Regions from separate parts of the Homo sapiens genome. Here region 1 is linked to region 2. Evidence: read pairs that join two places in POLR2A ChIA-PET (ENCODE). Cell type or tissue: A673. All regions are shown on one strand.

The links. Peaks named below come from ENCODE experiments on the same cell type or tissue, not always from the same donor. Only the 100,000 strongest peaks of a DNase experiment are listed, where the experiment ranks them.
Region 1: POLR2A ChIA-PET joins it to region 2 with 5 read pairs; 2 of 35 experiments call an interaction of 5 or more read pairs at or near these places.

The regions. Positions count from the first base shown.
Region 1 is chr2:216,503,921-216,506,420 of GRCh38, reverse strand. It overlaps RPL37A (ribosomal protein L37a), which reads right to left. Exons shown (of 4, transcript NM_000998.5): 4 at 2,335-2,500. Among named protein-coding and RNA genes, the nearest start is that of RPL37A, 6.3 kb to the right of the region's middle. In A673, no CTCF peak of the experiment used is centred here; no DNase peak of the experiment used is centred here; H3K27ac peaks cover 653 bases.
Region 2 is chr2:216,129,501-216,132,000 of GRCh38, reverse strand. XRCC5 (X-ray repair cross complementing 5) reads right to left here. Exons shown (of 21, transcript NM_021141.4): 9 at 1,014-1,126. Among named protein-coding and RNA genes, the nearest start is that of XRCC5, 21 kb to the right of the region's middle. In A673, a CTCF peak has its summit at 1,270; no DNase peak of the experiment used is centred here; H3K27ac peaks cover 412 bases.

The DNA of each region.
Region 1 (2,500 bases), 370 kb before region 2:
TGTGCAAATGCAGCCAATACATCTCATTTTCTCTACAGCCTGAAGTAAGCCAGAGACTAAGTAATCAAAAATTACACTAAAATACTTAAGAGAAGCCCCTGAGAAAATAGGGTATTATTTGATCCTTAGCACAAATGTGCTACAATTTAACCCATGACAAACAGGCCCATACAACAATTTCCCATAGACAATATAAACAGGAAAGGCAGATCCTATGGAAAAGAGGAAAATAAGCCTTCCTCTTACAAGGAATATCCTAAGATTCCAAAGAGATTTGAACCTCAAAAGTGTTTCATATTCTGGGCACGGTGGCTCATGCCAGTAATCTCAGTACTATGGGAGGCTGTGGCAGGTGGATTGCTTGAGCTCAGGAGTCTGAGACCAGCATGGGTAACATGGTGAAACCATGTCTCTATGAAAAATACAAAAGGTAGCCAAGCGAGGTGGTGCACACCTGTAGTCCCAGCTACTGGGGAGGATGAGGTGGGAGGACGGCTTGAGCCTGGGAGGCAGAGGTTGCAGTGAGCTGAGACCACACCACTGCACTCTAGCCTGGACGACAGAGCCAGACCCTAACTCAAAAAATAAAAATAAAAAATAAAACAAATCAGGTGTGTATGCACATACACACACACAAAATGACTTCAAAGTATTTTCAAAGATCTTATTGACGCTCCTTGGGCCAAAAACAGAAAGGCTTCCTTGGCCTGAACCCTGTTGTCTCCCTTCCCCTGACATCGTAACTCATGCTTTTGCCATAGGCAGTTTCCCTCCTGATTCCTTCTCCTTTGGCCTGATAGCACCCTCTAACACCCACCAACACCCACCCACCACCCCATCTTTGAAAAACAGCATTATGTCCAAAGTGTTATTCGTCTTTCCAAGATCTACAGTTCCTGAACCTATAAGTGTTCTAGATCCAAATTTAACTAATTTGTTCTGTTTGAGAGGAAAACTACTATATCCATCTTACAGATGAAAAGATTAGGCGGCACGGTGGCTCATGCCTGTAATCCCCACACTTTGGGAGGCCGAAGCGGGTGGATCACCTGAAGCCAGGGGTTCAAGACCAGACTGGCCAACATGGCCAGAGAAACCCCATCTCTACTAAAAATTAGCCGGGCGTGGTGGCATACACCTGTAATCCCAGCTACTTGGGAGGCTGAGGAAGGAGAATCGCTTGAATTCAGGAGGCAGAAGTTGCAGTGAGCCCAAGATCATGACACTGCACTCCAGCCTGGCGACAGAGCAAGACTCTATCTCGGGGGAAAAAAAAAAAAGATTGAAGTTCAGGAGAGGATTAAATAATTCCTCCAAGGTCACACAACTAGTATAGCAGAACAACCAAATAACTCCTGCTTGACTCTAGAATCCACATTATTATTATTTTTTTTTTTTTTGGTTAAGACGGAGTCTTGCTCTGTCGCCCAGGCTGCAGTGCAGTCTCAGCTCATACCATTGTCCTGCCTCAGCCTCCACATTCTTAACCATTATGCTGGAGACAGTTCTTGTCCTTTCCAACTGTTGTTTATGTTCCTGAATAAATTTGAGAAACATTTTGCACAGCTCTGGGGTTAAAAAGAAAAATTAGCATTCTGATTGGAATTGGCATGTATATATACATAATTACTTCAGGAGGAAATAACACTTTCACCAGTTTTCTAACTCAAAGAGTTTATAATTAAGCTTAATTAAGCATACTGTTTCCCCCCTGCTATAGTGGGACTTAAGGATGGTGATCATGTCCTGTCCATACTGCAGGGAGTGGTCAACAAAGGCTGGTTTAATGAACAGTCTCTACCCTCAACTAAGCCCCTGCTTCATTAAGTGAACCCATAAAAATACCTGTGGGTCTTTGTGTCAACCATACCACCCACTCTCCCGACACTACTCTGCTCTCAAGGGCCCTGACATACAGGGTTGATTGTGGCATGACATTAACTTGACCCTCAACTTATCTTGATGTACCCCAAAGCATATAAACAATGTTTCCATTCCCTGTTGATGAATTCTGACCTGAAGTGCTATCAACAAAATGGCTTTTAGTTTCCCAGAGGAAGACAGCCAACAGTAAAAACGTTGTACAGATTGCTTGGTTCTAGTTGCTTACATTCCCAAGTTGATGTATTTTTTCCAATCTTAAACAGATCCTCCCCAAACCCCTTCAGTCCCAGTTCTCCACCTCACCTGTTGCTGACAAAACAAAGCTCAAGCTTCCCCATGTCTCAACTTCATACCCAAAAGAAAACTTGGAATTAGACGTGATTCTGTATTGGCTAATCTGTACATTTATCACAGCCACCCGCCTAGTTAGGATACAATGAAATGGCCTGGTGAAAAACACAAGCCTAACTTACTTTTTATATCACAACACAATGTTCAATTAGATGACTTAGAGTCAAAGGCTCAGAAAACCACTGTGAAAACAAGCCAGGGGATGAAGTTGCTTAAATAACAAAACGAAGGTGGGCCATCTTTAGCATGGGAAGAGGCAGGTAAG
Region 2 (2,500 bases):
AGGGCACCAAGCCTGGTCATGAGGGATCAGGGAAGGTTTCTGCAAACGGTGACACCTAAGTCGAGACTTAAAAGGACAAATAGGAACTAAGAGAAAAGTCTGGGCACAAGCGTTCCAGGCAGAGAAAACAGTATCAATAGAAGTCTGGAGTGCTGTAAAAGCATGGTACATTTGGAGAACTGCTCTTGGAGTAGTACAGTGCCACTGTGTGAGAGGAAAGGTGAAAAATTAGATTACAGAGATTAACAAAGATCAGATGATGAAGTCTCCTAAAAACAAAGCTAAGTGGTTTGCATTTCCTCCTAAGAGTAACACTGAGGCACTGATGAACAGTAGAGGCTTGAGTGAAGACTTAGAGGGGAAGGGTTGAAAGAAAGAGAAATTAAATCAAAAATAAGTACTGCATGTCTCTCCCCCCACCCCCTTAAATTCAATTAACTTATCTAGCACAGTATCAAGAGGGGTCAAGACAGCTCTACTAATACCAGATTAGAAAATGAGTATTGAAGAGTTCTGAAAATCATAACCACCTGCACTTATCTACCAAGATCAACTTTGTCTGATCTATGAAATCTGGAGCCTGCGGTTTATTTTCAAGAACATGCAATGTGCTGTATTGGGCAATGTTTCTCATGCATTTTTATGCCCTCCCACCTCTAGAGTTGAGACATTATGAGCACTTTCACCATAATACCAGCTCAAGAAGACTGAACCTCAAAGGGATGAGGGTTAGGCCCACATAATTCAAATACCCCTCATCTCCGCTTCCATTCCCCATTCAAAAACCATCCTGTATTTTTAGTTTGCTATGCTCATATAGATTTACTTAACGGCTCTGAACCTCAGTTTCCCAATGTATAAAATACATACCATGGCAACATTAACCCCCAGACTACATTTTAGAAAAATTAAAAGTGAAATAAATATACCTTATAAATAAAATGACCAATCAAAAGCATACCATTTCAAATAACAGCTAGGAAAAAGCTCATTTAGTTTGTTCACAATCATACCTGAGAAGATTTACAAAATCCCAAAACAGAGAAGCACTTCCCCTCCGATTTATATTTCATTTGTTCCTCATCCACTTTAGAGAAAGGAACTATATCACTTCCATAGCGGAACCCTGGAGAAAAAGAGAAGAGCATCTGTTAAGCATATGGGGCCTCATTTTCTACAAGCTGAAATTAGTTCCATGCATACATTAACAACACACGCACACGCCAGAGCAAGCCTCCATCTTCTATTCCCTGGAATCAGATGACTGCCCCTTGTGATCAATGGTGAAAAAGCAGCAGCAGATACACAAACCACACATACAATATAGAGATGATTAAAATCTAATTACATTTTTTAAAGTAGCATATTTTGCAATCTAGTTAGCTCAATGATTACCCAGCCTAAAAGAAAAAATCTGGCAAATGTTAACGTACTAGTTATCCTCCAAAGATAAACCATGGTTGACTAAAGTACAGCATGATTTGTAAACATAAGAACACATTATTCAGAAACCTAGAGACCCACAGAGAAAAATGCCAACAGGAAATTTTCAGAACAAAATGTTCTCAAAAACGTATGCTGGAGATATGCAATGCCTGACAGAAGCTAAAACTCTTCTGTTTGGAAACATTCAATTGATAAGTTATATATTTTTCTATATTTAAATTTCTTTTATTTCTGGGATTTAACTGTATTTTTCTTTTTAATTACATAGGATATTTATATAAACATAGGCTCTCGGCTTCTTAAAAAAAAAAAAAAAAAGTCCAGCCCTGTTCTGTAGCCTATATTCTATGAAAAATCACACCCTTTCAATACACAGTATCTTCTATGTTTTGTGGGAAGAAGGAGCATCAAAATCCAAGGATTCTGGCCTTGGACAAATGCAAAGGAAAAGCACATGCATCTTTACCCCAAGACACAATAAAACTTTCATATCCAGGGACAGATTCTGTGATCTAGTGTTTATTTGTTCCTGTTAGTCTGTTGATGACATTTATTTTATTAAAAAGAAACACACTTTTAGGCCAGGCACAGTGGCTCACACCTGTAATCCTAGCACTTGGGGAGGCCGAGGCAGGTGGATCACAAGGTCAGGAGATTGAGACCATCCTGGCTAACACAGTGAAACTCTGTCTCTACTAAAAATACAAAAAAAAATTAGCCAGGCATGGTGGCACGCGCCTGTAGTCCCAGCTACTCAGGAGGCTGAGGCAGGAGAATCACTTGAACCTGGGAGGTGGAGGTTGCAGTGAGCTGAGATCACACCACTGTACTCCAGTCTGGGCGACAGAGCAAGACTCCGTCTCAAAATAGAAACACATTTTTATTTCCATGTATGTCTTTTTTAAAAAGCTAGTGACAAAACCAAACTTTCCAACAAAAAATTAACAGGGAAATGTATGGCACATGATTAAGACTGGTACCTAAACCAAATGTTTGTCTTAATCTCTGTCATCAGTCATCATCTTACTTGAATCGTGTGAATTGTGTAACTTGT